Linked DNA regions of Homo sapiens: region 1 is linked to region 2. Evidence: read pairs that join two places in POLR2A ChIA-PET (ENCODE). Cell type or tissue: OCI-LY7. All regions are shown on one strand. Each heading gives the region's core, and the rest is flanking DNA. Links, peaks and the distances in the headings are about the cores only. Region 1 overlaps MOV10L1 (Mov10 like RNA helicase 1). Region 2 holds the start of TTLL8 (tubulin tyrosine ligase like 8).

Region 1 (16,302 bases), core at 4,744-12,743, 54 kb after region 2:
CCTCAGCCTCCCAAGTAGCTGGGACTGCAGGTGCTTGCCACTACACCCAGCTAATTTTTTTTGTATTTTTAGTAGAGATGGGGTTTCACCATGTTGACCAGGCTGGTCTTGAACTCCTGACCTCAAGTGATCCACCTGCCTCAACCTCCCAAAGTGCTGGAATTACAGGCATGAGCTACCACACCCAACCTGAATTTGTGTAATAGATCACTTTGGGTAGTATTGTCATCTTAATAATTAAGTCTAAGATTGTCATCTTAATAATAATTAAGTATTAAGATTAACATCTTAATAATAATTATTAAGATTAACATCTTAATAATCACATAATCACTTTGAGTAGTATTATCATCTTAATAATTAAGTCTTAAGATTGTCATTTTAATAATATTAGGTTTTCCAATTCATGAACGCGGTTGTCTTGCTGTTTATTGAGGTATTTAATTCATTCATTAGTGTCATTTTACGTGTCTTCCATCTCCTTAGTTAGGTTACTAAGTGTTCTGAGGAATTAACCTATTAACCTAACAGTGCTGTTATAAATGGAATTGTTTTCCCTTTCTTTGGATCATTTTTCTTGATTTCCTTTTTGGATTTTTCATTGCAAATGTATGGAAATCTGATTTTTGTATGTTGACTTTGTGTCCTGTGCTGGATTCATTTATTAGCTCTAACCATTTTTTGTTTCATTTACGTGTGTGGAATCTTTAGAGTTTTCCACAGATGAGATCCTACCATCTGTGAATAAAGATAATTGAAATTTGAAAGTCTTGAAGTAAGCATGGGCATCCTTGCCTGGTTCCTGATCTTAGGGGAAAGCTTTCGGCCTTTCACCATTGAGTGTGGTGTTTGTTGTGAGATTTTTGTTTATGGCCTTTCTCGTGTTGAAGAGATTTCCTGCGATTCCTAGTTTATTGAGTGTTTGCATCATAAAAAGTGTTGATTTTGTCAAATGCTTTTTGTGCATCAGTTGAGATCATCGTGATTTTTTCCCTCATCTTATCAATGTAATATGTTGACTGATTTTCATATGTTGAAACACTTTTGCATTCTGGGATAAACCCCACTTAGTCATGGGGTATAATCCTTTTAATATGCTGCTGCATTTGGTTTGATAATATTTCATTGAGGATTTTTGCATCAGTGTTCATAAGGGATTGCTATAGACTCAATGTTGGTGTCCCCCAAAATACGTATGTTGAAATCCTGACCCCAGTGGAATCTTATTAGGAGGCTTTGGTGGGTGACTGGGTCACAAGGGCAGAGCCCTTATGAAACATACCCCAGAGAACCCCTTTGCCCTTTCTGCCATGTGAGGACACAGCAGGAAGACACCGACGGTATACCAGGAAGAAGGCCCTCACCAGACCCGGAATCTGCCAGGGCCTTGATCTTGGACTTGCAGCCCTAATGGTCTCAGACAGGCATGCCAGCCTGTAGTTTGCTTTTCTTGTAGTTCTCGTATTATGGTTTAGAGCGGTGTGTTTGTTTTACAGGTAGAAGCTGTCTCTGATAAGTGGGAAGACGACAGCAGAAACCATGGGAGTCCCTCAGACTGCGGCCCCCGAGTGTTGATTGGCTGTGTGACTTCCCTGGTGGAGGGCGCAGGCTGTATCAGTCAGACCACCTACTTCTCTCTGGAGAGTGTGTGCGAAGGTATGCTCAGGGGTCTGTGTTCCACATTGAAAATTAGGTTTTGTCTTTTAAAGAATTGTTATGGACCAGGCACGGTGGCTCATGCCTATAATCCCAGCACTTTGTCAGGCTGAGACAGGAGGATCGCTTGAGCCCAGGAGTTGGAGGCTGCAGTGAGCTATGATCCAGCCACTACACTCCAGCCTGGGTGACAGAACACAACCCTGTGTCTATATTTGTGATGGCTACACACAACATTGAAGGGATCAGTTTTGGGCATGCTTTGTTTGTTGAGAGGGTTTCGGGATTAGAGTAGCTTCTCCAGGTGCTGGCTTCACACAGAGGCTCTTGGATATTGAGTGGACTATGGGAGAGGGCACCAGGTCACTGTTTTGTTTTTTTTGTTTTTGTTTTTGTTTTTGTTTTTCGAGATGGAGTCTCACTCTGTTGCCCAGGCTGGAGTGCAGTGGTATGATCTCAGCTCACTGCAACCTCTGCTTCCTGGGTTTGATTGATTCTCCTGCCTCAGCCTCCTGAGTAGCTGGGATTACAGGTGTGCACCACCATGCCCAGCTAATTTTTTGTATTTTTAGTAAAGATGGGGTTTCATCAGGTTGGCCGGGCTGGTCTCGAACTCTTGACCTTAGGTGATCCACCTGCCTCGGCCTCCTAAAGTGCTGGGATTACAGGCATGAGCCACCACACCCAGCCAGGTCACTGTTTAAACTTGTGCTTTTATGTGTTTTGTGTTCATTTGTTAAATGCAGTCAGTAATTTCTGGGTAGTTGTTGCTTCCATATAATTATAGTGTTATGATCTAAGTTAGTGTTACTGGCATGCTGAGGTACTATTTAAAGTACTTTAGATGTTTTAAAATAGGGCTTGGGGATGACATTGTACGTTTCCTAAAGTATATATCCTTTTTCTTTCTTTCTTTCTTTCTTTTTTTTGAGATGGAGTCTCACCCTGTCGCCCAGGCTGGAGTGCAGTGGCACGATCTCAGCTTACTGCAACCTCCGCCTCCTGGGTTCAGGCGATTCTCCTGCCTCAGCCTCCTGAGACTACAGGTGCCCACCACCACAGCAGGCTAACTTTTTGTGTCTTTAGTAGAGACAGGGTTTCACCATGTTGGCCAGTCTGGTCTTGAACTCCTGACCTTGTGATCTGCCCGCCTTGGCCTCCCAAAGTGCTGGGATTACAGGCGTGAGCCACCACTCCCGGCTTTATATATCCATTTTTTATTGCATTTGTTTTTGGCTGATCAAAGGATTTGTTTTTATACCTAAAGAAAGAATATGTCGATGTCATTGACTGAGCTGAACTCAGCAGCGGTTTACTCTACTCCTGCTGCCTATGGTGGTGAAGACGGAGCTGGACTCCATACTCAGGTCTGTTTCTTCTTTCCCAGGAGAAACAGACCTGTGCATACATTGTGGTAGGGCAGGAATTGGAAAAGCTGCCTGGGGAAGTGGCTTCTGAGCTGAAGTCCATTTGCACAGCCCACAGCACTGCCTGTTGGAAGATGAATAGAAGTTTTCTGCTTTAAGCTGGGGGGTGGGAGGTCTGGGGGGTAGCTCTGCCCACCAGGAAGCTGCTGTCTCACTCTTTTTCACCTTGGTTTTTATGTGTATGTGTGTTTTTGTTTTTGTTTTGAGACGGAATCTTCCTCTGTTTCCCAGGCTGGAGTACAGTAGCACAATCTTGGCTTACTTCAAGCTCCGCCTTCCAGGTTCATGCCATTCTCCTGCCTCAGCCTCCTGAATAGCTGGGACTACAGGTGCCCGCCACCACACCTGGCTAATTTTTTGTATTTTTAGTAGAGACGGGGTTTCAATGTGTTAGCCAGGATGGTCTCGATCTCCTGACCTTGTGATCCACCTGCCAAAGTGCTGGGATTACAGGCATGAGCCACTGCGCCTGACCTTTTGTGGGTTTTGTTTTTTTTTTCTTTGTTTGAGACAGAGTTTCGCTCTTGTTGCCCAGGCTCGAGTGCAGTGGTGGCTCACTGTAACCTCCACCTCCTGGATTCAAGCAATTCTCTTGCCTCAGCTTCCTGAGTAGCTGGGACTACAGCTGTGTGCCACCACACCTGGCTAATTTTTGTATTTTTAGTAGACACGGGGTTTCGCCATGTTGGTCAGGCTGGTCTCGAACTCTTGACCTCAGGTGATTCACCCACCTCGGCCTCCCAAAGTGCTGGGATTATAGGCATGAACCACTGTGCCCAGCCTTGACCTTGGTTGTTAACCCTGGGATCCCCAAGATGAAATTGATAGGTGTCTATTGGGATTTTAGAATCTCTGTGCTGCCAGAGAAACGCTCAGTTCTGGGGAAAGGCGCCTATAATCATGGAGGCCCCTCAACCCTGCTAACAGGAAGCCCCTCTCAGGGGTGTCGCCAGGAAATGGCTCAAGAGGAAGAAAACCAGAAATGTTTGATGTTGCAGATGTTGATGGGGCAGAGAAGAGAAGGTGTCCCCTGAGTAATAAAGATGGGCAGGGATCCGGAGCCCAGGCCAAGGGATTTCCCAGTATAAAAAACCTCAAGTGAGGCAAAGTCAGGTCCTCTTGAGGCTGAGAGAGTCACACTCAGACATGTCAGAATTGCTGTGAACACAATCACAAAACCTAAGGACCACAGCAAAAGAACTTTTTTGAAAGAGAAAATACAATGTGCAAAAAGGCTGATACAGAGTATCTAATGAGATCAGCAAACCGGTCAAGCACCGTCTCCTTCAAAGCTCCTCCCCACAGGATGGTCGTACCACGTAGCTGAAAGCAGACATAGCTGTACATGAGCAAAAGGTGCGGCTGTGTCCTCATAAAACTTTATTTATAACTTCTGACCTAAAGGTGGCAAAAGGAAGAATTATGCTAAATTTTTCATTTGCTTGTGGGAGAGTCAGAAGATGCTGTTTCCTTCTTGACGTTAATTCAACAAATTATTAGAGTGCTTGCTGTGCTAGACACTGCTTCAGAGAATTCGCATTTTGAGAGAACAGACAGTAAGCAAGTGAACAAAGAAAATAATTAGCATCAGGCCTGGCACAGTGGCTCACACCTGTCATCCCAGCACTTTGGGAGGCTGAGGCGGGCGGATCACCTGAGGTTGGGAGTTGGAGACCAGCCTGACCAACATGGAGAAACCCCGTCTCTACTAAAAATACAAAATTAGCTGGGCGTGGTGGTGCATGCCTGTAATCCCAGCTACTCTGGAGGCTAAGGCAGGAGAATCGCTTGAACCTGGGAGGCAGAGGTTGCGGTGAGCCAAGATCACACCACTGCACTCCAGCCTGGGCGACAGAGCAAAACTCCTTCTCAAAAAAAAAAAGAAAAAGTAATTAACATCTTCTGCTCTGCAGCAACTGTCCAGGGTCGTGTCAGAGGACTAGAGTGGGTGGTTTGGAGTTCCTTCCTGCGTGTAGCCTTGAGGCTAGGGCAGAGCTGAGCGGGTCACAGGTGTGGCGGGAGGAGGGTCCAGGTAATGCCAGCCGGCCTGGGTCAGGTTCTGTCCTAAACACAACCCTCTGAGGTTACCTAGGTGAGGTCTGACACACGAGGGCAGCAGAGGGGAACACGTGGTTGTAGCGTGGGAGGGAGCAAATGTGGACAGCGTGCTGGGGCACGTGACTGGAGGAAGAGACCGTGCTTGTGCATGTTTGAACAGCACTGTCCCCCAGCCCTGGCCTGCTCCTGAGGTTTGTAGACAACACATGTGAGATGGGAATTCTTAACATCAGTGGTGGGGCTCAGGTTGTTTTATACACGAATGTCTGGTAAACCCTCTGCCATTTGGATGAAGGCAGCTAAAATTGAATTGGACATTTAGCTGAAGCACAGTTTCTCATCCTCAGCGCTCCAACATCTAGGCTGAAGCACTCTCTGTGGTGGGGCTTGTCTTGGGCACTGGAGGCTGTTTAGCTGCATCCTACCCTGGCCATGTTATGACAACCTAGAGCATGTCCAGATGCCATCAAATGGCCCCTGAGGACAGAATAGCCCCCAGGTAGGATCCACTGGCCTGAAGGTGGGGTCTGAGCTGCGAGCATGTGGTGGCTCTGTCCCGGCCCTCTTCATTCCCAGTTGAGCACTGAGTAGTCTATGGTGAGATCAAGGTTTCACAGGTTCTTATTGTAGTCCGTGTGGCCGCAGCACCCAGCTGGGTCACACATCAGGTGATTTCATTATTTTCAAGTTATACCAGTTTGTGCATCCACTTAGAGCAGCAGTCCCCAAACTCTTTGGCACCAGGGACCAGTTTTGTGAAAGATAATTTTTTCCACAGACCAGGGAGGGAGGATAGTTTTGGGATGATTTCAGTGCATTACATTTATTGTGCACTTTATTTCTATTATTATTATGTTGTAATTTATAAGGAAATAATTATACAACTCACCATAACATGGAATCAGTGGGAGCCCTGAGCTTGTTTTCCCAGAACTAGATGGTCCCATCTGGGGGTGATGGGAGACAGTGACAGATCGTCAGGCATTAGATTCTCATAAGGAGCACGCAACCTAGATCCCTCGCATGCACGGTTCACAATAGGGTTCCAGCTCCTATGAGAATCTACTACCCCTGCTGATCTGATAGGAGGTGGCGCTCAGGCTGTAATGTGAGCAATGGGGAGTGGCTGCAAATATAGATGAAACTTTGCTTGTTATCCCCAGCTCACTTCCTGCTGTGCAGCTTGGTTTCTAACAGGCCACAGTCCGGTGCCTTCTGTCTACTCTCCCCCAGCCTGCCCTGTGTGGACTGTCCAGCCTTGTTCTTGGTGCTTGTGGAAAGCACTAGCAGAAATTGGCACAGGGGTCAGGGGAGTGAGTTTGGGAGGGGCACTCCCTGCCTGGTGCCCTTTGGAGGCGTCTGTCCTTCCCATGAGGCCACGGCCCCTCACAGCCGGAGCTACAGCCAGGATGACCATGTGGTTTAGCCTCCAAACTGGTACACGTTTGAGAAGGAAAGGGGATGTCAGAATTAAAATTAGATCATTTTTGAAATATCTATGTATTGGTTAACAGAGTGATTTTATTATATTAGTGGACTTTTAAAGAAGTATTTTTCAGAAACTATTAAAAAAAGGTGAGTATATTAAAAAATGTCATATTGGTTATCTGGACATTATATTCTTGGTACATATTAACATACTTTAATATCTTAGCATCTAAGATGTATTTTTCCGAAAAATGTATATTTTGCAATATGATCTTACTCTTATTATTTCTATAATTGCGTGGTGTCGTCTTCAAAGTTGCATTTTATGGTTGATGAATTTGAAATTGAAATTGTAAACACCTTTGATTGAGCCTTCTTTTTTTTTTTTTTTTTAAAGACAGAGTCTCCCTCTGTCATCCAGGCTGGAATGCAGTGGCTCAGTCATAGCTCATTGCAGCCTCAACCTCGTGGGCTCAAGCAGTCCTCCCACCTCAGCCTCCCTAGTAGCTGGGACTACATACATGCACTTCCATGCCCAGCTAATGTTTGTGTTTCTTGTAGAGACAGGGTTTCACCGCATTGCCCAGGCTGTTCTTGAGCCACAGTGTTTTTAATTGAGGAAATATTAGTAAACTCAAAGCAAAATCTGTAAAATGTAAGATGTTGACAATTCTGTATTTTTTTCTATTGAAATATATTACTGTTCCAGCCCAGATGTTTTCATAGGTACTGTCTTTTTGCATCAATTCAGAGCCCATAAGTGTTCAAACATTTTTACAAGCTGACATTCATCAAGTAAGTTGTCTCTGTCATTCTTTTCATGTGTAGGCCTTCTCAGCGTCTCAGGGCCATTCATGCCCTTACACAATGTCAGCTTGTCCAGTTTAAGAAAGGGCTTCATCGAAAGATTCTTTTGAAAGTTTGGCATATTCTCAAGTCCAGTCTTAGAATTTGAGCATTCATCTGTGGACTCCATTTGGGCTCCTGAGGCCTCATTATTTCCTCCATTGTTTTTCCATGTTCCTGCTCATCAGCTTTATTTTCAATAACTACAATTTGCAAAAGTTATCAAAAGCTGAAGATTTGGGGTTCTACATGTATTAAATAAAGATTTTCTGCTGACTTGAAAAAAGTAAAACCAAAATTTAGAGATCTCACTTAAAAAGAAAGTAAAAGGAGCATCATCACAGGACCTTTTGGTTGATTTACAGAACGGTTCCTCAGGTTCCAGCATTTGTAAAATCCAGGTTGGGGGAGCAGCAAAGAGAAAATGAGGGCTGCCAGCCCCCAGTGTCCGTGTGTGTGTTTCGTTGTCATGAGCTTTGTCACAGGAGTTGTGCATGTATGTATGTCATAGAAGTTCAGGAACTTGTACGTGCTTGTCTTCCAGCTGGCTGCATGTCTGGAGGATCACGTGTGCGCTATAGCCATCTGAGTGCATTTCTGCTGTCTCAGCTTCCTGACCTGCAGGGTCTGATTTGTACTGTGGTGCTTTACTCCGTTAACATCCTGTTATCACTGTAGAAACATATATTTTTATCTCCAGTGTTGAATTTCTAAACTTAATTTACAATGGCATTCACCATAATGTCAAATATTTCTCCTTCAATAGAAAGGTCTTCTGAAATCTTTACTTTTGTTTGCTTGTTTTTGTTTTTTAGAGACGGGGTCTTGCTCTGTCACCCAGGCTGGAGTGCAGTGGCACAATTGTAGCTCACTGCAGCCTGGAATTCCTGGGCTTAAGTCATCCCACCTTAGCCTCGTGAGTAGCTGGGACTTCAGGCTCATGCCACCACACCCCAACTAATTCTTTTTTTTTTTTTTTTTTTTTTTAGAGATGGGATCTTACTGTGTTGCCCAGGCTGGTCTCAAACTCCTGGGCTCAAGTGATCTTCCCACCTCAGCCTCACAAAGTGCTAGAAATCTTTACTATGATTCCATGATTCTGCTGGAAAAAAAAATTAATTGAATTTAACTTTTTTTTTCTTTAAAGTAACTGTACAACGTATAGAACTAGTACATTAATAGCTATTGCTTCACTTTTCATTTATGTCCAGGGAAATTGAGAATAAAAATTGGCAAAATTCTGTTAATTGTGGAATAAATGAAGGCATGGTTTACAAAACGCTGTATAAATGTGTCTCCAGAGTTGCACGTATTAAATTGTGGTTTTAGGACATGGTCTTTTTTTTTTTTTTTTTTTTGAGACGGAATCTCGCTCTGTTGCCTAGGCTGGAGTGCAGTGGCTCAATCTCGGCTCACTGTAAGCTCTGCCTCCCGGGTTCATGCCATTCTCCTGCCTCAGCCTCCCGAGTAGCTGGGACCACAGGCGCCTGCCACCACGCCTGGCTAATTTTTTGTATTTTTAGTAGAGACGGGGTTTCACTGTGTTAACCAGGATGGTCTCAATCTCCTGACCTCATGATCCACCCGCCTCGGCCTCCCAAAGTGCTGGGATTACAGGCGTGAGCCACCATGCCCGGCCAGGACATGGTCTTCTTAAAATACTCCCTGACCTTGAAGTCAGTGCCCTAGCATATTTTAGTGTCTTCTGTTTTCTTTCTTTTCTTTTTTTTTGAGACGGTGTCTCGCTGTGTCACCCAGGCTGGAGTGCAGTGGCGTGATCTCAGCTCACTGCAAACTCCACCTCCCGGGTTCACGCCATTCTCCTGCCTCAGCCTCCCGAGTAGCTGGGACTACAGGCGCCTACCACCGCTCCCAGCTAATTTTTTGTATTTTTAGTAGAGACGGGGTTTCACCGTGGTCTCGATCTCCTGACCTCGTGATCCACCCGCCTCGGCCTCCCAAAGTGCTGGGATTACAGGCGTGAGCCACCGCGCTTGGCCTCTGTTTTCACATAGACAGTGATTTCACCATGGCTCACATGTCGAATGTAGGTGTCAGCTGCTATTTGTGCTGTTACGTGTTCATCACCAGCTTTCTGGAGACACAAACTCAGTATTCAATTATACACTTTTTTTTTTTTGAGCTTCCAGAGTGCTTATTGCAAAATAACAAAAAGATTTTAACTACCTGTACCATGGCAGACCTGTGCAGACCATCTCTCTGTTCTGTCAGCACCACTCAGCCACTTCATGTCACTGAACCTGCAGTTTTCCACCAGCTGCGGGAGGCCCAGCGGTGTCTTGCGTCCGGCAGGCCATGGCTTGGACCACAGCACAGCTCTCTGGCACACTGAGGGGCTGGCTGGACCACTGAGTGCTTCCCTCACACCTGAGTTCAGGTGTCTCTCTGTTCCCGAACACCGTGTGTGTGTCCCTGACAGGGAGGTGCCACAAACACTGCAGGACGGGGGAAGGGGGATGCCACCTGCCCTCAGATGTGCCACACGAGGAGGGACTGCCACGAGCATGCACACTGCACCTTCTAGAGCCTGGAGGTGTGAGTGAGAGGCTCCAGCTCAGCTCATTTTATTGCAGTGGTTAATAATAATACTTCAGGGTTTTTTATTCGAAAATATGTTTCTCACAGTAGTAGAAAGTGCCTTTTAAATGTTCAAATGTATCCTCAGGTATGATAGAAATGATTTCAGTGCACCATGACCTCAGAATAACTTGTGCACTTTAACACTACCATGGCTTTTTTCCTGGCGGTTTTAGGCTTCGAGCCCTGCAAGGGAGACTGGGTGGAGGCTGAGTACCGGATCCGGCCTGGCACGTGGAGCAGCGAAGCCACCTCAGTGAAGCCACTGAGATACAAGCGCGTGGACAAGGTAGCGTGCCGACTAGTGGCTCCTCTCTGTGCTTCTGGCAGACCTGCCATCAGGGGTAACTTGCACGGCCCAGGCTTCTCCTGCATGTGTTGGAAGCCTGGAAAAATAAAGCTTTGTCATGGCCAAAGAGGAGTGTGTTTTCCTATTGACAATGCTGTGTTTCGTTTGGAAACAATAACTCCTAGTGCTTGCATACCTGAATTCTAAGGTCTGTAGCTTATGCAACAGTGCTAAAATGTTCTAAGGAGAAAGGTGTGTTGGAGAATCACTGGACCAGTGCTACGGGATGGCGGACTTGAGCTTCCTGGTGCAGCTTGTGTGCTTTGGGCTGACTTGGGCGTGTGTTAGAGCTGCGCCCTGTCGTCATGCAGCATCTGCTTCCTGTGACGCTCAGCTCTCTGCTCCCAGGTCTGCATCTCTAGCCTCTGTGGAAGGAACGGGGTGTTAGAGGAAAGCATCTTCTTTACCTTGGACTCCTTGAAACTGCCAGATGGGTACACACCCCGGAGAGGTGACGTGGTCAATGCAGTGGTGGTGGAGAGCAGCCAGTCATGCTATGTCTGGAGGGCACTTTGTATGACCCTAGTGAAGAGGCGGTAAGAAAATGCTTTTCTGGCCAGGTGCGGTGGCTAACGCCTGTAATCCTAGCACTTTGGGAGGCTGAGGCAGACGGATCACCTGAGGTTGGGAGTTCAAGACCAGCCTGACCAACGTGGTGAAACTCTGTCTCTACTAAAAGTACAAAATTAGCTGGGCGTGGTGGTGCTCGCCTGTAATCCCAGCTACTCGGGAGGCTGAGGCAGGAAAATTGCTTGAACCTGAGAGGCAGAGGTTGCAGTGAGCTGAGATTGCGCCACTGCACTCAGGCCTGGGCGACAAGTAAAACTCCGTCTCAAAAAAAGAAAACGCTTTTCTTCTTTGGGATGTGAAAGGCCCCATATAAGTATATTTTGAAGAGTTACTTTAATAAGCCAAATAGTAGACATTTCAAGCCCTGAGTTGTTGGGGTAAGAGGAGAGCATCCCTAGCACTTCAGGAGGCCGTGGCAGGAGAATTGCCTGAGCCCAGGAATTTGAGACCAGCCTGGGCAACATAGTGAGACCCCATCTCTACAAAACATTAAAAAATTAGCCAAGCGAGGCCGGGCACGGTGGCTCACGCCTGTAATCTCAGCACTCTGGGAGGCCGAGGCGGGTGAATCATGAGGTCAGGGGATCGAGACCATCCTGGCTAACACGGTGAAACCCCGTGTCTACTAAAAAAATACAAAAAATTAGCCGGGCGTGGTGACGGGCACCTGTAGTCCCGGCTGCTTGGGAGGCTGAGGCAAGAGAATGGCGTGAACCCGGGAGGTGGAGCTTGCAGTGAGCCGAGATCGCGCCACTGCACTCCAGCCTGGGCGACAGAGCGAGACTCCTTCTCAAAAAAAAAAAAAAAAAAAAAATTAGCCGAGCATGGTGGTGTGCACCTCCGGTCCCAGCTACACACGAGGTTGAAGCAGGAAGATTGCTTGAGCCTAGGAGCTTGAGGCTGCAGCGAGCTGTGATCGTGCTACCGCACTCTAGCCTGGGCAACACAGCAAGGCTCTGTCTTAAAAAATAAAAAGAGAAAGGAAAAGGAGGCTGGTCATGGTGGCTCACGCCTGTAATCCCAACGCTTTGGGATGCTGAGGCGGGTAGATCATGAGGTCAGGAGTTCGAGACCAGCCTGGCCAATATGAAGAAACCCTGTCTCTACTAAAAATACAAAAATTACCCGGTTGTGGTGGCAGGCACCTGTAATCCCAGCTACTTGGGAGGCTGAGGCAAGAGAATCACTTGAACCCAAGAGGCAGAGGTTGCAGTGAGGCGAGATTGCACCACTGCACTCCAGCCTGGGTGACAGAGGAAGACTCTGTCTCAAAAAAAAGAAGACTGTCTTGCCGGGCGCGGTGGCTCACGCCCGTAATACCAGCACTTTGGGAGGCCGAGGTGGGTGGATCACAAGGTCGGGAGATTGAAACCATCCTGGCTAACATGGTGAAACCCCATCTCTACTAAAAACACAAAAAATTAGCCAGGCGTGGTGGCCGGCGCCTGTAGTCCCAGCTACTCGGGAGGCTGAGGCAGGAGAATGGCGTGAACCCAGGAAGCGGAGCTTGCAGTGAGCCGAGATCGCGCCACTGCACTCCAGCCTGCACAACAGAGTGACACTCCATCTCAAAAAAAAAAAAAAGACTGTCTTTTGGAAGCTTTCAGCCATCTCTATGGTTGACTGAAGGTGGAGTTAGGGGTCGCTCTTCATCCTTCATCTTACATTGGTGATTGCTGTTTTGGGTGGATTTTTCTGTTTTGTTGTTTCACATTTTGGCATTTAAAAAATGCATTGGATGTAGTTGGTTCTTAAAATTATTGGATTTCTGGCTGGCCACAGTGGCTCACGCCTGTAATCCTAGGACTTTGGGAGGCCAAGGCGGGCGGATTGCCTGAGCTCAGGAGTTCGAGAACAGCCTGGGCAACACGGTGAAACCCCATCTCTACTAAAATACAAAAAATTAGCCAGGCGTGGCAGCGCACACCCTTAATCCCAGCTACTCTGGAGGCTGAGGCAGGAGAATTGCTTGAACCCGGGAAGCAGAAGTTGCAGTGAGCAGAGATCACGCCACTGCACTCCAGCCTGGGTAACAGAGCCAGACTCCATCTCCAATTAAAAAAAAAAATTATTAGATTTCCTGTATCTGTGTTCTTCTTTGTGTGCTAGCCATGACGAGGCTTCCCTGAGCTCCCTACTTGTGGGGCAGCCCCAGCTCTGACCCACCCCCTCCCTGCCTGCCTTTCCTCCTGTAACCAAAAGGTATGTGAGACAGGTCTCAATCAAGTTAGAAGTTCACTTTGCCAAGGTGAAGGACATGCCTGGGAAAAAGGACCACAAATCCACAGGAACCATCTGTGGTTCATGCCTTTTTCCAAAGATGATTTTGAGGCCTTCAATATTTAAAAGAGAAAAGTGGGCTGGAGGAGAAAGAGGGTGCGGTCACATGACTGAATACACATTTGCAAGAGGAAAGGAAAAGGAACAGGGAGGGAGAGTTGGTTGTGTAAATCAGCACTTTGATGTAAGAGAAGGTAACATGGAGATGTTTAACCTTGTCTTGTAGCTCTCTGCTTGGGGACAAAGGAAAGGCAGCTTCTTTCATGACAGCTTCTGGCTGAGTTTTTTCCTTTTGGCATGGTGAGTGGGGTCCCGACTCTGTCTTTGCTTTTTTTTTTTTTTTTTTTTTTTTTTTGAGACGTTGAGATGGAGTCTCGCTCCGTCACCCAGGTTGGAGTGCAGTGGCGCGATCTCTGCTCACTGCAAGTTCCACCTCCTGGGTTCACGCCATTCACCCACCTCAGCCTCCTGAGTAGCTGGGACTATAGGCACCTGCCACCATGCCTGGCTAATTTTTTGTATTTTTAATAGAGACGGGGTTTCACCGTGTTAGCCAGGATGGTCTCAATCTCCTGACCTCATGATCCGCCCACCTCAGCCTCCCAAACTGCTGGGATTACAGGCGTGAGCCACCACGCCCGGCCCCGAGTCTTTATTTTCTTTTCACACTCCTCACTCACCACCAGTGAGCTTCTGAGACATCTCCTCCATCAGTCTGCTTATTTTTGATCCCGATAGAATGCAGGTTCTGTTTGGGGAAAGCGTCTGCTTTCCAGCCCCATATCTGGTGCCTGGCTGGGCCTCTGGGTGCAGACAGACAGCCCTGTGTGAACTGAGCCACAGGGGTGTGCGGAGCAGTGCACCCCATGTAAGGTAGCAGCCGGAGGGTGGACTTGGGGCTGTGGGAGGTGTTATGGGACAGGGCCTGGTGGGCTCAGCCTCCTAGGAGCCTTGCCCTTCGGCCCACTGGCAGATGCTTGTTTGGGTGCTCGGAGCCCAGTTCCCCCTCCCCACTGGACCACGCTTTCCTTTGGGAGGGTGCCTAGGGCCCATCCTGTGGGGCGTGGATGTGACGTGCACTGCTCCCGCTGCATCTGACCACGGAAGCCTGGGACGCACAGGAGCTCTGCTTTCAGCCCAGTCCGCTGAGCCTGGCGGTGCCAGGAAATAAGACCTGCACCTCCTCCCTATGTCTGAGTCGGACTCCTCAGGCTTCCTGTCTGTTCTCTGACCTCATCCCCAGGCAGAAGCTGTGGCGTCCCATTCTTGCATCAGGCCCAGGAACCAGGGGCCTGAAGCGTGGCCTGGGGGTCTTCAGGAACTCACTAGGGCCGCTAAGGAGACAGCACAGCACGGAACCCGCACTCTCCTTCTCTTTAGGCTAGTAATGCTTGAAAAAGACCTGTTTCTGCCCCCACAGCATTTCCCCACTGAGGCCTCCTGACCACAGAGTAGAAGCTGCTGGGGTGGGTGAGCCAGGGAAGCTGGGGTGCCTGTTCCTCAGCTCGTGGCCCCGGGTGGGGCAGCCCCTCTGCACTCTAGAAACAGATCATGTGCCAAGCGAGCTCCTGCTCTCCACTCAGCCCCACAGCCTTCCCGTGGCAAGAGCTCCGCAGCTTCTCCTGTGGGGGCTGAGCCACGCACCGGGCAGTCGCATCTGACGACTCCTTTCTGCAAAATCCCCACCCCGTCCATCAGCAACGCTGTGGACTCTCTGCCCCTGTACCTCCCTTGTCACACCAGGGCACACAGAGAAGGAAGAGCCAAACAGGCACCCGCCAGGAGGGGCTGCTCTGTAGCTGGGAACCTCACTGAGTTTGCAGCAGGGGCCAGAAGTGTGGCGAGCCATTCTAGAGACCCCATTTTTTTAATGGTGCTTCGGACTGGGAAGTGGCATGAGGCAGGTTTACCTTCTGGAAAGAGGTTGTGGAGAGGCAGGGAGGAGAATCAAGCCTGTAGCATCAGTAGAAGAAGGGGAAGTAAGTGGGTCCATTTTTAGGGAAAGGTAAAATCTCATCTTCTCATTTTCTAAAGAGAAAAACTTCTCATTTCATTGTTTTCAAACACTTCAAAGCAACAAAACTCTTTCCAAAGCAAGTTTAGTGGAGCCCTAATAGGCAAGGCCCATGCTTCCCCCACCACCACCTTGGGAGTTGGCTGGAGAGAAGAGGACTGAGAATGCCACCCTAACCCTGCACTCTGAGCAGGAGGTAGGGGAGTGCTGGGGAGCACGTTCAGGACACCGTTCTCAGACTCCTTGCCTGTGGCTGTCCCCTGGGCTGCTCCCTTTTCTCTAGACTTTATGAAGTGCATCGTTCTCTTCCTTAGGGTTTGCCATCCTCCTTAGAAACCTAAGTCTGTGGAAGCCCTGCCTGTGGTGAGGTGGTCCTCTGAGTGCCCCCACCAGCAGTCTATCCTCAGGAGCGGAGGCAGGCGAGGAAGGGGTGGTGCTGCTGCAGAGGGATGTCTTTCTGGGGCTCTTTTTTCAGAGACGCCGCCCCTGTTCATGAGGCCACTCATTTCTATGGAACGATTTTGCTGAAGAACAAAGGTGATATTGAAGTTACACAGGTGACGCATTTTGGAACCCTAAAGGAAGGAAGAAGTAAAACCATGGTGATCTGGATAGAGTGAGTTTGCCACTGAAACATTTTCTATAAAGCTACATTAATGGCTTTTACACTATGACTCAATAATTTCTGTAAAACCAACTTTACTTTGGTCATTTATTTTTTTCTTTATGAAGATCTTTTCTTTTTTTTTTTTTTTTTTTTTTTTGAGACAGCGTCTTGCTCCGTCGCCCGGGCTGGAGTGCAGTGGCGCGATCTCAGCTCACTGCAAGCTCCGCCTCCCGGGTTCACACCATTCTCCTGCCTCAGCCTCCCGAGTAGCTGGGACTACAGGCGCCCGCCACCACGCCCGGCTAATTTTTTGTATTTTTAGTAGAGACGGGGTTTCACCGTGTTAGCCAGGATGGTCTGGAGCTCCTGACCTTGTGATTTGCCGCCTCAGCCTCCCAAAGTGCTGGGACTACAGGCGTGAGACACCACGCCCGGCATGAAGATCTTTTCAAAATTTTTTACCCAAAAA
Region 2 (16,302 bases), core at 2,948-10,947:
GTCCCCCAGGGCCCCAGAACACCCCCTCCAGCCGGTGGGAGCATGGATGTGCAGGCCAGGCTCAGACGCATCCTTGAGGCAGTGGAGGGCGTGGCAGGCCCCAGGGAATGGGGAGGCTGCAGCTGAGGGCACCGAGGGCGGTGGGCACTGGGGCTCCCTCCAGGCCCCCAAACGGGCCACAGGGTGTCCCACACCTCAGACCCCAGGAGAGGGAGGAGCGGCTGCAGGGCCCGGAACGCAGCCACATGCCCAGCACTGCCCACCACACGCGAGGTAGCACGCGCCATTAGAGAGGCATATCGTGAAGTCCCCGCACCCCGATGTCTGGTTTGTCACCCTGTTAAGGAAAAAAGTGGCTGGCCCCCAGAAAACACAGCGCACGCTGACTGGCTCTGCACACGGGGTCTTTGAAGGGGCCATGTTGCCACTAGCAGCGCTGGCGCTGGCCTGACCCTGGGGTATTAGGTGCGGAAGGGAACCTTGTCCTGCACCTCCGCCCCACACTGTGCTGAGGCAGCCGCACCTGGCCTGCTGAGAGGGACCTCTGTGCCAGGGAAGCCCCTCTTCCGGGACCCCTCCCTCAGCAGGGTCCCCACACCCTGCGTCCTGGGCAGGCCTCAGCCCTGGGCCTTGGTGGGAAGGGTGTGGCAAGCTGCTTTGTGCAGGGCTGGAGGCCGGGGGAGGCGGGGGAGTGCCCGGTGCTGGGGGGAGCGGCACCTCTTCCCCTGGGGTCCCACAGCCCCCTCAGCACCCAAAGCCCGGTGGCAGCCCCCAGTCAGCCCCATCTTTGGCCTCTGTGCCCTGAGGAGGGAGCTTCTGGGGCCCCGGATTCACCCAGAGACACAGAGCAAAGGGCACAGGGGTGCTGGGGGTGGGGTGGGCACCGAGTGATTCTGGCCACGGCCTTAGACCAGGAGTCCTGGGATGCACCCAGGAGGTGACTGGTGGCCACTGACCAGCCACCGAGGGTCCCTAATGGCTGCAGAAGCTCCTCCCCACCACCCTTGCCGGCTCCCGCCACGCTCAAGCGCGGCCGGCTCACCTTGGTGGTGAAGGAGGCTGTCTTTGCGTAGTGGTTCAGCATCTGGTCGTAGGTCAGGCTGTGATAGTCAATGATGTCCCTCTTGATGGTCCAGAGGAGGTACGGCATCTCATTTTTTACCAACCTAGACTGGCAAGAAAAAAGTCTTTATTGATGCCCAGCATTCAAGGTTCACACCAGCCAGGATGGGATGGAGTGAGGCAACCATCAGAGGACAAATGGCGTGCAGCGTGAGGATCCCAGCCGGGCTCTGCTGCAGGCAGTAGTGCTCCTTGTGGGCCTCCTGCACATGGGATGTGGGGCGCAACCAGGACCACATACGGTTTCCACAGAGGGGCCTCGGGCTCTGGGGGGCCACCCCGATGTGGGGCTGCAGGTGGGGTCTGAGCCGTCCGCATGGGGTCTACGTGGGTGTGGGGACGTGCCACTTGCCGAGGTGACACGACACTTCATAACCCAGAGCTTACAGTCCCCAGGACCGAAGCCCCCAGGCCTGTACCATGGGCCCTGCACACCCCTCCCTGAGCCCCAGGCACTGGCCTCCCGCTCCTCCCCTGCTGATAGAGGGGTTGGTCGTGGAGCTGGGGGCCTGTTGTTGGTGCTTTTCTGTTTATAACAATGGCATGTGTTAAGTCAAAATTCCAACCAGGCTGGGTGCAGTGGCTCACGCCTGTAATCCCAACACTTTGGGAGGCCAAGGCAGGCAGATCACCTGAGGCCAGGAGTTCAAGACCAGCCTGACCAACATGGTGAAACTCGTCTCTACTAAAAATACAAAAATTAGCCGGGCGTGGTGGCGGGCGCCTGTAATCCCAACTACTCCGGAGGCTGAGGCAGGAGAATCACTTGAACCCAGGAGGCAGAGGTTGCAGTGAGCCGAGATTGCACCATTGTACCCCAGCCTGGGCAACAGAGTGAGACTCCATCTGAAAACACCCCCCCAAAAAAGTGTGTGTGTGTGTGTGTGTGTGTGTGTGTAAATAATAGCATACTAATCACTAACCACTGGGTACTGGGGTGAGAAACAGCATCGTCAACAGAGCCGAAGTCCCCCAGCCGCCCCCACCCGGTAACTGCCACCTGCTTCTGTCTGTCCTCCAGGCACAATGAGCAGAATGTTTCTGTCTCTCTGGAATGCATGTGCTACAATCCTCATCCCCAGGGCGATGGCATAGGAGGCTTTAGGATTAGGTCATGAGCCTGAGCCCCTTATGATGGGCTAGCACCCTTATAAAAGAGGCCCCAGAAAAACCCTCGCCCCTGGGTGAGGACGCAGAGAGAAGCCAGCCGTCCATGAAGCAGGACACTCTCACAGCACCCAGCCACACTGCCCCAACCCAGACTCCAGCCTCCAGAACAGTGAGGAATGTTCTGATGTGTCCACACCACTGCCCACGGACCTGTGGGAGCCGCTGGAGCACCCAGGATGCTCTGTAGGAATGGCACTGACTCCAGGAACCTGGAAGGGCGAGCTCACTGGCCATGTGGGAGGCGCCTCATCAAATCTGGGCCCATTTTTCTATTTGTCTTTTCATTACTGATTTGTGAGTTCTTCATATATTCTGGACATTTGATCTTTTAAATTTTAAGTACTGCAAATGCCGCCTCCCACCCTGGTTTCTCTTTCGCCCTCTTTATGGTGGAGTGTTGGGAGCCCCGGAGGGACTAGGCTGGGCTGGGGAGGTGGGGAGGCACATACTACTGTGTTGCTGGAGACAGGAGCTCACTCGCTGGCCAGGCCCCATCCTGCAACACACCAGCCGGGCTGTCCGAGCCCTGCCGGGCCTCAGTGCCCTCAGCTTCCACATGCGCACAGCAGGCCAGCCCAGTGTGGGTGGAGGGGAGCTGGGAGCACCGGGTCCACCCACTACACAGCGGCTCATCCAGCACCGAAGGGCTCGCCCCACCCCTGGGGGCAGCCAGGCCCTGCTGCCCGGTCAAGGGGCCCTGCTGTGACTGGGGCTTTGCCCTCGCCGGGCTGCCATCCCCCCAGGACATGGGAGAGTGGGCACGGAGCAGGGCGACGGTGTGAGAAGCTTTGGAGAGGCCGCAGCTGACCATGACGCATGCAGGGGACGTACCATCACGTCGTGGATGTTGTCTGTTTTCTCCAAAGCCATTTCTTGATTTTCTTTGACTTTGGCACATGTATCATCTGCCAACAAAACACAGGGGAGGCCTGAACATGAAGCCTCAGCCAGACTTCCCGCACCGGGTCCGTTACCACAACCGCAGGCAGGACAGCGACTTTACTTCCAGAAACCTGGCTCCAGATGGGGCCTTCCCCTGGTGGAGCAGGAGCCTCTGTGGGTCCTGAGTCAGGCTTGGGGCATTCTGGCAGCCCCCATACATCCAATGAGCGTCCACCGCACAGCACCTCCCCAGGGCTGTGACAGGGCTTGGGGGCCCGGGATTCCTGGAGGCCCAGGTGTCCCCAGGTGTGGAATGGTGGAGACAGCCCGGGATGGGGGTGGGAGTGATAGAGGCTGAGGGGCCACAGGCAGGGGTGGAGGAGGAGGGGGACATTTGATCCGGGTCTCAATGGGGCCAAGAGGATGCAGACACAGCTGTGCAGATGTCAGCGAGGAGCAGCCAGCACCACGGGGGCCTGAGGAGTGGACTTCAGGGACCTGGGGCTGGAGGAGGGACAGCTGAGGCCGGGCGGAGAGAGGATGACAGAAACCGCCCGGGCAGGAGGAGGCCTGGGTGGAGGCCACAGGGACTCTGAGAAGGGAGCAGGGCTGGGGGCTTGAAAGGGTTTGCCTGGCACGACCGCCTGGGGCAGGGAGGCCAGGAGGGTGATGGAGACCTGGGGTCGGAGATACCCCATCACGCACACCAGGGCCGAGGGGCAGGCACCACACTCAGGCCGGCGCCGACTCCTCCTGCCCGTGACAGACGCACACGCCCTGAGCTGAGACGTGCGCCTCCGATACGCTACCATTGACCCGGGCGCCTTCATCCTCGACATCCGGAATGACCTTGGGCAAAAAGTGGAACTTCTTCTCTACCCAGCCCTTCCTTCGCAGAGCGGCCCGGACCACCGGGTAGTGTCCGTAGATAGAGAAAATCTTCTTCTCCTAAAATGGCAAGAGGATATTTTATTTTATTTCAATCATTTTTGGGGAATAGGCAGATTTTGGTTGCATGGATAAGCTTGTTAGTGCTGGTTTCTGAGATTTGGGGGCACCCATCACCCAATATGTCCTTTTTTTTTTTTTTTGAGATGGAATCTCACTCTGTCATCCAGGCCGGAGTGCAGTGGGGCAATCTCAGCTCACTGCAACCTGTCTTCCAGGTTCAAGCAATTCTCCTGCCTCAGCCTCCCAAGTAGCTGGGATTACAGGTGCCTGCCACTAAGGAAGGAGACCACTACTACTCCTGCTGCCCTCCTCCCCCACCTTGCCTAGTTCACAAGACAGGAGGAGAGAAAGAGCAAAAAGTTGGGGGAAAAGAAAAGTAAGATAAATAGCCAGACAACCTTGGCACCACCACCCAGCCCTAGGAGTTAAAAAAAGTAATAATAATAACATCAACCCCTGACCTAAACTACTTGTGTTATCTGTAAATTCCAGACACTGCATGAAAAAAGCATTGTAAAACTTTCTGTTCTGTTAGCTGATGCATGCAGCCCCCAGTCACGTTTCCCATGCTTACTTGATGTATCACGACCCTTTCACGTGGACCCCTTAAAGTTGTAAGCCTTTAAAAAGGCCAAGAATTTCCTTTTCTGGGAGCTCAGTTCTTAAGACGCGAGTCTGCTGACACTCCCGGCCGAATGAAAACCTCTTCCTTCTTTAATCCGGTGTCTGAGGAGTTTTGTCTGTGGCTCATCCTGCTACACCACCAGGCCTGGCTAATGTTTGTATTTTTTAGTAGAGATGGGGTTTCATCATGTTGGCCAGGCTGGTCTTGAACTCCTGACCTCAGGCGATCTGCCCACCTTGGCCTCCCACAGTGCTGGGATTACAGGCGTGAGCCACCGCGCCCAGCCCCAATATGTAATCTTTTATCCCTCTCTCCCCTCCCAATCTTCCCCCAAGTCTCCAAACTCTATCTTATCATTCTTATGCCTTTGCATCCTCATAGCTTAGCTCCCTCTTATGAGAACAAGCGATATTTGGTTTTCCATTCCTGAGTTACTTCGCTTGGAAGAATGGCCTTCAGCTCCATCCAGGTTGCTGCAAAAGACATTATCTGGTTCCTTCTTATGGCTGAGCAGTATTCCGTGGTGCAGATACACCACAGTTTCTTTATCCGCTCGTTGGTTGATGGGCATTTTGATTGGTTCCATATTTTTGCAGTTGTGAACTGAGCTGCTGCAAACATGCGTGAGCAAGTATCTTTTTTGTATCATGACTTCTTATCATCTGGGTAGATGCCCAGGAGTACGGTTGCTGGATCAAATGGTAGATCTACTTTTAGTCCTTTAAGGAATGTCCACGCTGTTTTCCACAGTGGTTGCACTAGTTTATATTCCCACCAGCAGCGTAAAAGTGTTCCCTGTTCACCACTTCCACGCGGACCTCTATTACTTTTTCACTCTTTCATTATGGCCATTCTTGCAGGAGGAAGGTGGTATCACATTGTGGTTTTAATTCGCATTTCCCTGAGAATTAGTGATGCTGAGCGCTTTTTCACGTTTGTTGGCTGTTTGTATAGTATTTTAAGTCAAGGAATTGAAAAATAAGTTGATTATTTTTCTGTAAGAGGAGTTTTCAAAGCAGAAGGAGACAAACTGTGCTCTGGCAGGAAGACATCTGCTCAAAGAAGACCATGCCCACACCCAGGCACACAGCGGACGAAGCGGCACAATTACAGCTGTAGCTGGGAACCCTGAGTCTGAGTCCCAGCACCCATACGAGACATCCGGTCGGTCCCAGCACCTCTCTGGGAACCCCGAGTCTGAGTCCCAGCACCCACACGAGACATCTGGTTGGTCCCAGCACCGCTCTGGGCCGCTGTCTACTCCGATAATCAGTCTGAGGCCTGTCACCCGCCCACGTGGCTGTGCACGTGAATGAGCCTATCACCCGAGGCTTTGGGGAGAACGGTGGGGGAGCTGGACAGTCCGCAAGAGGGCTGGCACCCTCCGACTCCACAAGACACTCTGCCACCCCCAACACCCTGCTTAGCTGTGGTCAAACTGAGTAACTTTAGAAAAATGGATGGGCAGAATACAATTCCTAAGGAAACCACCAAAGGAATAAAAACAGCGTAAGATTTCCAACAGGTAAGAGAGGGGAAAGGGGGATTTAAAAAGTAACCAGTCCGGGAGAGCACATGAAAGGAGAGGAAAGGAAAATTGAACCAAAGGAACGTACTAAATGAATGAAGATAACAGACACACCTGAATACATCAACGGTTTAATTATAGATAAATACACTAAATGCTCCAGACAAAAGGCAAAGAGACCATCAAACACATAGGTATACAGATGATGGGGTAGAAAAGGAAAAGATAGAAATATGAGACAAAATAGTCTTTGGGACAAATAAACATTACTAAGGTAAAGAAAACCATTTCATAATTTTAAAAAGATTCAATTCACTAGAAAGATACATGTGTATGCACCTATTAAGAAGGCATTAGTTATAAAAAACAAAACTAGAACTACAAAGTAGACAAACCCAAGATTATAATAGGGTATTTTAACCTGCTTCTCTCAGTAATTGATAGAATGCACAGACCAATAAGTTCCATAAGACTTTAGAGGATTTGAACAACTCAAATAACAAACTCTACTCTAGTGGCTATAAACAGCTCACTCTGGCGGAGCACGGTGGGTCAAGTCAGTAATCCCAGCACTGTGGGAGGCCGAGGTGGGTGGATCACCTGAGGTCAGGAGTTCAAGACCAGCCTGGCCAACATGGTGAAACCCCGTCTCTACTAAAAATACAAAAATTAGCCGAGCATGGTGGTGCACACCTGTAGTCCCAGCTACTCAGGAGGCTGAGGCAGGAGAATCGCTTGAACCTGGAAGGCAAAGGTTGCAGTGAGCCAAGACTGTGCCACTGCACTCTAGCATGGGTGACAGAGCGAGACTCCATCTCAAAAAAAAAAAAAAAAAGCACACTCTACACCAACTGTTACATAAATTAACAAAATGTTAGGCGTAAAGCAAGTCTAAACAAATTTCAATGGAATAACATTGCACATAGCACATTCTCGACCACAATGCAATCAAGCTAGAAAACAAGAACAATATAACTACAAAAAAGTAACAAGTGTAGACTGTAAGAACAATACTTTTAAGTAACATGAACTGTAAAATACTTTGAACTGAACATAGACAAACGTACTCCAAAATAAAAGCTTGTGAAATGCAGCTAATGCGGTACCCAGAGGGATAGTTGTAGCCTTAAATGTTTATACATTTATAAACTTTAAAACATTTATGTTTATAAATGTTTATACATTTAAAGGTTTCAGAAGAAAATCTGAAAATTAATGAGCGGATATGGTTCTACTTATATGAAGTTCCAGAAAAGCCCAAAGGACAGTGAGAGAAAGCACAAATAGCGCATCCATGGTTGCCAGGATTTGGGACAGGGGTGGGGAATAACCGATAGGGGCCAAGGGGAACTCCTGAGGGTGATGAAATGGTCTTTATGAAGATTGCTGCCTGACTGCACATGTTTGTACCTGAGGGTGATGGAACGGTCTTTATGGAGACTGTCTGACTGCCCATATTTGTACACGTTCTGCTCTCCGTCCGGGTGTGTCCGGCCGTAACATCACCGTGCCGTGCACCTGCAGTCTGCACATATTTGTACACGTTCTGCTCTCCGTCCGGGTGTGTCCGGCCTTAACATCACCATGCCGTGCACCTGCAGTCTGCACATATTTGTACACGTTCTGCTCTCCGTCCGGGTGTGTCTGGCCATAACCTCACCATGCCGTGCACCTGCAGTCTGTGCACTTTCAGTGTGTGCTGTACCTCAGAGGGGAGTTAAGGGAATGCAGATGTTTTCTCACACTATTGCCAGCTGGATGACTTGGGGTTCCTCTGTGGTCAGGCCTTCTGAGCAGTGGAAATCGACACACCATCAAGACAAAGAAAGCCGCCTTTCCCCAGGTCACTTGCTCTTCTCATTCCAAGCATGGCAGACCTGGAGCCCTCAGCTCCCATTTACAGAACACGAGAGCCTTCCTTGTCTCCCCAGACACATATGGGGAGCAGAGGTCTCCTCCCTCCCCAAGGGAGGCCTTGCTTACATCCCAGTTAAAAGGTAAGGCCTCCCTCTCCTGGGCTCCCTCTCCTGGGGAGGGAGAGTGCCAACTGCCCCATATAAGCTCCCAGGGCCATAATGTTGGGGTTCCTCTCCTGAGGTGCAAACCCCTCTGCACACACAGGTGGAGGCACAGTGAGCGTCCCTAAGGGGAGCTGGGGTGTGGGGAACCTACGCAGGCATTCTCTGAGTACCTGGAAGTCTGTTTCCCATCCAGGAGCCTCATGCTTCCTGTGGGGATAAGCAGATAAACAGATAAAGCCGGGACAAGCACCCACCCTAGGACACACAGCGGGCGGCGCTGGCCACCCCTTGGTGGGAGGCAGAGAAGCATTGCTTCTTTCTAAAGTACGGCTAAAATAAAAGGTATCTCCAGGCTAGGCGCAGTCACTCATGCCTGTAATCCCAGTATTTTGGGAGGCCAAGGCGGGCAGATCACCTGAGGTCAGGAGTTCGAGACCAGCCTGGCCAACATAGTGAAACCTCCATCTCTACTAAAAAATACAAAAATTAGCTGGGCATGGTGGCGTGCACCTGTAGTCCCAGCTACTCGGGAGGCTGAGGCACAAGAATTGCTTGAACCCGGGAGGCAGAGGTTGTGGTAAGCTGAGATCGTGCCACTGCACTCCAGCCTGGGCAACAAAGCAAGACTTCATCTCAAAAATAAGTTAAGTAAATAAATGAAAGGTAACATGAGCCAAGTCCCCACAGGGAGGAGGCTGCAGCTCGGGGGCACAGTGCGTCAGAGGCCAGATGGACAGATTCCAAGTTCCAAAACAAATGTCCTTTTAAAAAAGTGTCCCCCTCCCCACCGAGTCCCAAGGAGCATTTACCTTGATTGCTTTTTCTGTTAACTGCCTTGCTATTTTGTATCTGTCTAATCTGGAGGAAGAAGCCAAGTCTTGGGAAATTCCTTGTTTTAATTCTGCAAAAGAGAAGGAGGACATCAAGTCAAAGGACAAGGCATCCAAGGCCAGGCACGGTGGCTCATGCCTGTAATCCCAGCACTGTGGGAGGCCGAGGTGGTTGGATCACCTGAGGCCAGGAGTTCGAGACCAGCCTGGCCAACATGGTGAAACCCTGTCTCTACTAAAAATACTAAAATTAGCCGGGTGATGGTAGCTCATGCCTGTAATCCCAGCTACTCGGAAGGCTGAGGCAGGCGAATCGCTTGAATCCAGGAGGCGGAGGTTGTGGTGAGCCGAGATCGCGCCATTGCACTCCAGCATGGGCAACAAGAGCGAAACTCTGTCTCAAAAAAAAAAAAAAAAAAGACATTCGTCTGATGAGGCTGACATGAAATGGCATATTCTGAGGGGTGCTATCCATGAGCCAGCAAAATTCATCCACAGTGATGGAGACCAGAGCTGTGGGAGAGGGGGTGTGGCCGGAGATTGGTCCAAGGAATGGTGGTAGACGTGTCAGCGGTGTGTGAACCAGAGCGACTCCATCTTGAATAGGGGCTGGTTAAAATGAGGCTGAGACCTACAGGGCTGCATTCCCAGATGGTGAAGGCATTCTAAGTCACAGGATGAGATAGGAGGTCGGCACAAGACACAGGTCATAAAGACCGTGTTGATAAAACAGGTTGCTGTAAAGCTGGCCACGACCCACCAAAACCAAGATGATGATGAGAGTGACCTCCGGTCGTCCTCACTGCTACACTCCCACCAGCGCCGTCTCAAAGAACATAAATAAAATAAAATTAAATTAAGAAGTTCTGATTATCAAAAGGAAGCATGAAGTGACTGACAAGGCCACATCCATCTGACAAAGAGCATGTATCCAGGACATACAGAGAATTCCTGCAAGTCCATGAGGCCATAGCGCGATTTAACCGCGGCCTGCAGTCCCGGAACCGCACTCCGAGAAGGAAGAGCTCCAAATGGCCAATAATCATGTGAAAAACAGTTCAACACCTTGAGCTGTCTGGAAATGCAAATTAAAACCACACACCCGAGTGCCTGAAATGGCAGCGAGGACACCCACTGCGGGTGGGGACGGGGGCGGGGGCACCGGAGCTCTCGATCTGGCCCTTAAACGGTTGGGGGACCTTCTAAAGCTAAGTATGCGCCTGCCATGTAACCCAGTCATTTGACTCCTAGGGAGCATTTACCCACGCAACGAAGACGAGTCTGAAGAGGGCAAGGGCAGGAAGGAAGAGAGAGGCGAGTGCAGGGCCTCCACGACCCGCCAGGAGAGCCCTCCACACCCACACGTTTAATTTCCCAGTTTCCCAGGAAGCTGGCCAGTGGGATCGGGGTACAGGAGGCAGGAGCCAGCGCCCCCCAACACCCCTGGGGTCCTCCGCCTGGACCGTCCAAGAGAAGGCGCCTGGTTCTGCAGCTCAGTGAAGTGCCTGCCCCCAGAGTCCCTGATTTCCTGGCAGCAGGCTGCAGCCAGCACTGCCTCTGAGCCCGGGCCACTCTGGGCGAGTGGCTGGCACACAGGCAATACACGATACCCACTATTTTCTTCTCTCCCGTCTCCATCTGAAGAAGAAGCCAACGATAGCCCCTTCCTCTCTGGTTCCATACTGGCCTCCGACAGCTTGCCCTTTGCTCCTCTGACCCCTAGAGGAGAGGGTGTGGTGGTTACAGGAAACTGGGAGGGTGTGGGGGGCTCTGGGGATGGAGAGGGTTCTGAGGCCCAAGCTGAGGGTCAGGTCTGGGGTTGGGGATCAGCTCTGGGGTTGGGATCAGGTCTGGGTTGGGGGATGAGGTCTGGAGTTGGGAGGTCAGGTCTGAGTTGGGGTCAGGTCTGGGGATGGGAGTCAGGTCTGGGGTTGGGGGTCAGGTCTGGATTAGGGGTCAGCTCTGGGGTTGGGGATCAGGTCTGGGTTGAGGGATCAGTTCTAGGTTGGGGTCAGGTCTGGGCTTGGGGGTCAGGTCTGGGTTTGGGGGTCAGGACTGGGTTTGGTGTCAGGTCTGGGTTGTGAGTCAGGTCTGGGTTGTGAGTCAGGTCTGGGTTGGGGGATCAGGTCTGGGTTGGGGTCAGGTCTGGGTTGGGCGGGAGGTCTGGGTTGGGGGTCAGGTCTGGGTTGGGGGTCAGGTCTGGGTTGGGGGATCAGGTCTGGATTGTGGGTCAGGTCTGGGTTGGGGTCAGGTCTGGGTTGGGGGGTCAGGTCTGGGTTGAGCGGGAGGTCTGGGTTGGGGGTCAGGTCTGGGTTGGGGTCAGGTCTGGGTTGAGGGTCAGGTTTGGGTTGAGCGGGAGGTCTGGGTTGGGGGTCAGGTCTGGGTTGGGGTCAGGTCTGGGTTGGGAGATCAGGTCTGGGTTTTTGGGGTCAGGTCTGGGTCGGGGTCAGGTCTGGGTTGGGGGTCAGGTCTGGGTTGTGGGCATCAGGTCTCAATTGGGGATCAGGTCTAGGTCGAGGGGGAGGTCTGGGTTGGGGGTGCAGGTCTAGGTTAATGAGGAGAGGTATGGGGTTCTGAAGGCAGAGGGGAGTGGACAGCTGTGGAGTTCCCAGAAGATGGGGGAAGGTGGGGAGAACAGCTCTGGGCTTTCGAGGGCGGGCGAGTGGGTAGAGTTGGGCAGGTTTAGTGGGGGAGTTCTGTGGTTCCGAGCTAGGCGGGTCTGGGATTCCTAGGGTAAGGGGTCTAGAATTTGGAGGCCCGGGGCGGGGAGGGGGTAGGCCTGGGTTTCCGGGTGTGGGAGGCGGGTCTGGGGTTCCGAAGGCAGATGGGGAGGAGGGGTCCTGTCCGGGATCGGAAGCGCGGACGGGCCTGGGGTTCCGCGGTCGGGGGTCGTGCTCACCGGGGACCGGGTCAGTGGCTCGCGCTGCGCCGCCCGGCTTCCTGGGGTTGCCTGGGACAACGTGCTGGGGCGGCCACGCGCATTGTGCACCCCCGGTGCGGCGGCTGCTGGGCCCGTGGCCTCGGGCTGTGCAGCGGCGGCGGCCCCGGGGCGTGGGGCTGCGCGGGCGGCGGGGGGCGCGGGGGCGCGGGGAGCTGCGGCGTGCGGGGGGCGCGGGCCCCGACGGGCAGCAGTCATCAGCGCTTGGGCTGGGCCCGGGTTGGGGTCCGGGTCCCGGGCTGCTGTCGGAGCAGGCGCGGCTGCGGGGTCGGCGGCGCGGGACGGTGCGCGCCATGGTGTCCGCCGGGGGAGGGCCCGAGTGTAGCCCCGGGTCACGCGCTGCGGCCCCGCGCCCCCCTGTGGAGGTCACACTCCATCCCCCACCAGGTCACAAAGACCCGCGGGTCACATCCTGCCCCTCCCCCTCGGGCCCCCCAGGCCCGCCAGGCCTTCTCGCCCTCCCCGGGGCCCTCATGCCGCCCTCTGTCCCTGGGCCCTTCCCCGACGCGAGGCTGGAGCGGCGGGGTGAGGAGGCCGCGGGCGCTGGGCTCCTCCCGGGCTGCGCGCTGCGGGTCCTGGCGGATGGGGGCGACGGGGTGACCGTATCAGCGCCCCCCGTCCTGCGGCGGAACTTGGGAGGGCCTTGGTATCCGCAGAACCACTCGTGGGGTCCCACGCCGCTGCCCCCCGGGGGGTTCTGAGCCCACCCAGGTCCACACGGCCCCTGTCGTTTCCCCCCGCACCCCGCGGATCACCCCGCCAGGGCAGCTCGTGTCTGATCTGGCATCTCGGAGTGGGGGTAGGAAAGACACACCTGCCCCACCAGGACCCTCACTCCTGGCAACTTTCCAAAGCCTAGATGTCTTCATTTGGTTTTAAATCAACTTTATTTTGCATTTAACTTCCCAAGACACCCCAAAAGGGAGGTTCTGCCCCGACTCTGAAGGGGCTGGTGGGGGACTTGAAGGGGGGGAGTGGGAGCGTCCCCTGGCGGGGGTGGTTCCCTTCCAGCTCCCTCCCTCTTCCCCGGGGAATGCCACTGGGCTCTCACCAGACCCCAGTACTGGCCTCTAGGGGTTACACAAATCAGTGAGTGAAAAGCTGGCCCTCCCTCCACCCGCCCCTCCTCCCTGTGTCCCGATGTTTTTAGACCTGAGTGAGCTGACGCTGCTGAGACACAATATTAAATAGCCACAGCCACGTCTGCAAGTCAGCGTTTATTGCTCAAGCGTATTAAACAAAAATGTAGACTGAAAGAGACAGTTCTTTTAAACCCCATTTTTCCGGATTTTTTAAGCGCTCTAAAATAAGAAAATAAGAAAGTGCAAGCCAGCAAAAACGCTCCAAGTGCCTAATTCTGACTCTGAAACTTGAGCTCTCTGGTCTGCCCCCAAGAAGACATCAGCCCGCCCCGGGTCGTCCCTGTGGCTCCCACCCCATTCCCAGGAGCAGACCCCGCCAGCCTCAAAGCTGCAGGGAGGTGGGGGTGGCCTGCAGACAGGGTGGGGTCTGCATCCGGTACCAGTGACAGCAGCCTCTCCTCTCCCACGGTGGCGCTTGTTTGGGGCTGTGGCCAAAGTGTTTGCCCGGCCCCTGACTGTGTCCTTCCGGAGCTGCCGAGGACTGCAGAGAGGGCCTGGCTTGTCCCCTCTAGGAGCAGCTGGGAAGGTGTCTTGCCTGCATCCCCCTTCAATGGTTGAAAATAATGATTCCACTTGTCATGAACACCATGAAGGTATCTTGGCAGCCAGAGTCACTCCTGTTCCGCAGTGGGAAACCTGGGAGGGTCCTCAAACCCCCTGGCAGGGTCTGCAGGCCGCCCCATCCAGCTGCATCTCCCAGGCCTCCTGGTTCTTTGATCTTGATGGCCCCAGGCCACAGATGCATCTCCGGGCCTTTCCAGCAGCCCATGGGGGACCAGTCAATACACCCCACGGCGGTGAAGAGAAAACGTTCATGTCTTCTCAGATCAGAAGGAAAGAAACAAAACCATTGTGAAGGAAAACACCTGCTGGAAAGTAATTATCAAAGTAACAGCATTCCAGTTTCACAGTCGCCCCAACTCACTGTGGATTTACTGCCGTCAGCTGGGAGGACCCAGGCGCCCTCGGGACGAGGAGACGCAGGGAAACCCACTCCTGGCCATGGCACTACCCAAAGCCAGTGTTATTCTCACACCCAACTGTCCCTGCAGCCTGGCAGGTGGGCAGTGACCGCCTGGGCTGTACCCTAAGACCCCAAAACAGCGGAGATGGAGAAGACCGCTGCCCTGGGGCCTTCTCAGTGAGGATCAAGACAAAGTACTTGCTAGGAGGTAGAGGGCGCTGGGTGAACCTGTGAGAATTCCTGGGCTCTGACCTGATCTGTCCTGCATTTTGAGTAATGGGAGCAAACACAGGAGGGAGGGGCTCAGCTTCCCCCGGTCACTGGGGCCAGGGAGACGTGGTCCAGCCGGTTTACAAAGCCTTGGATGCAGCCCCACCCCCAAGAACACTGCCTGTCACAGCAGCGGCCACGTGGCACTCCAAGCTGGGCATGACAGTGCCCGGGACGTGGGCAGCGGCCATGTGGCACTCCAAGCTGGGCATGACAGTGCCCGGGACGTGGGCAGCGGCCACGTGGCACTCCAAGCTGGGCATGACAGCACCCAGGACGTGGGCCGGCCAGTGTGGCGGTGGATCCCTCTAGAATGACTGGGTCTAAGTAGGGAGACAGGGCAGGCGACCCGGCGTGGACTGGTGTGGATTTCACCTGGGAGAGCAGCGGCAGCCTGTGTCGCTTGCGCCCAGGCTCTGGAGGAGGGGCCCCTGCGGCTCCCGGGCCAGGACAGAGGCGCCCAGCCCTGCTCTCACTGTCCAGGAAGAGCCGCTGGGCAGCCTGAGCCTGGGGCAGGTGCACCTTGCAGGGAAGTGGGTAAGATCCCACTGGGCTGACTGAGTACCCGGGACAGACCCTAAGCGTGGAGGGAGGAAGCCCGGTCAGAGTGGGCAGGAGACGCAGGGACCCACAGTCTGGTCAGGTCCAGAGAGCCCACTCCAGCCCAAGCCATGAGAGAGGCAGGAAGAGGAGCTGGGGCCAGTTCAGGGGTGGGGCTCTCAAGAGGCCGAGCCGGGGGCCCTTCCTCGGCCTGGGAAGTTGCGGCCATGCTCCTGCTGTTACGACACGGGAGCCACTCGGAGCTGACTGATCTCACTGAGGCACAGACTAGCCAACATTGGCCTATTTTAAAATTAAACTACCCTAGGAAGTGAAAACCCCACCTGCAGCCTGGTTTGCCCTCACACAAGGGAAAAGAGGTGTTAGAAGCAGTAGCTCAGGGCGATTAGGGGTTGTGCGTTTCCATGCTTGGGGCCAGGCTGGGCGCTGCCACCCGGTTTCCGCGTCTGGGGGTCACTGGGCCATTTGCACCACGACGGCTCTCCAGGCTTTCTCCTTGTCGAACTCCTTCAGGGGGCTCCTGGCCACCTGCAACCGAGACAGGAAAGGTGTTACTTCACCAGGGCCACCTGTGCGGCGGGAAGGTGGACACGCCACTCGGCCACAGGCAGCGAGCAGCCAGCGTTCAGAAGTTTTCTTCGAATGTGAAGGAAGTGGGGAAACTAACCCCTGGGCCTCTGTGGAAAGAGATAAAAGCCTTCACTTCCTCAGTGTCCCAGAAACGCCTGCATCCCCCCCCGCACACACGGTTTCTACCGAGCCTGGGATGGAGCAGCCCTTCACTCGGCCCCTTGCCCTGGCTCTGGGGCGGGGAGCGGGGGGAGGCCGCCCAAGGTTGGGCATGTGCCTGACGGCTGAGGAAGAAAACACTTAAGGCAGAGGTAACCAGATGCCTCCAGGCAAAAGGGAGGACAGCGCCAGCCCCAGCTGTCCACCCTGAGCCCCAGTTGTCCACCCTGAGCCCCAGCTGTCCACCCTGAGCCCCAGTTGTCCACCCTGAGCCCCAGCCACCCACCCTGAGCCCCTGGGCCCCAGCCGTCCACCCTAAGCCCCAGCCATCCACCCTGAGCCCCAGCCGTCCACCCTGAGCCCCAGCCGCCCACCCTGAGCCCCAACCGCCCACCCTGAGCCCAAGCCACCCACCTTGAGCCCCAGCCGTCCATCCTGAGCCCCAGCCGCCCACCCTGAGCCCCAGCCGCCCACCCTGAGCCCCTGGGACCAGCAGTTCTGGGATCTGGGGAGAACACCTCATGCGTCTGACTCTGGGCCTTGCTGGTCACAACAGAAACCCAGGCGGG

What was found. Peaks named below come from ENCODE experiments on the same cell type or tissue, not always from the same donor. Only the 100,000 strongest peaks of a DNase experiment are listed, where the experiment ranks them.
Region 1: POLR2A ChIA-PET joins it to region 2 with 10 read pairs; 4 of 35 experiments call an interaction of 5 or more read pairs at or near these places.

Annotation. Positions count from the first base shown.
Region 1 is chr22:50,097,947-50,114,248 of GRCh38, forward strand. MOV10L1 (Mov10 like RNA helicase 1) reads left to right here. Exons shown (of 27, transcript NM_018995.3): 3 at 1,497-1,656; 4 at 10,190-10,302; 5 at 10,711-10,898; 6 at 15,702-15,842. Among named protein-coding and RNA genes, the nearest start is that of MOV10L1, 16 kb to the left of the region's middle. RefSeq lists an enhancer at 7,877-7,986. In OCI-LY7, for the core only: CTCF peaks have their summits at 5,182 and 5,383; DNase peaks (open chromatin) are centred at 5,205, 6,275 and 7,995; H3K4me3 peaks cover 928 bases; H3K27ac peaks cover 3,375 bases.
Region 2 is chr22:50,046,126-50,062,427 of GRCh38, forward strand. It overlaps TTLL8 (tubulin tyrosine ligase like 8), which reads right to left and starts at 12,173. Exons shown (of 14, transcript NM_001350317.3): 1 at 12,029-12,173; 2 at 10,744-10,848; 3 at 9,109-9,200; 4 at 3,984-4,122; 5 at 3,124-3,197; 6 at 1,043-1,171. The coding sequence starts at 10,810. It overlaps MLC1 (modulator of VRAC current 1), which reads right to left. Exons shown (of 12, transcript NM_015166.4): 12 at 13,266-15,532. The coding sequence ends at 15,458. In OCI-LY7, for the core only: a CTCF peak has its summit at 10,849 (motif pointing left); DNase peaks (open chromatin) are centred at 7,906 and 10,246; H3K4me3 peaks cover 2,027 bases; H3K27ac peaks cover 3,608 bases.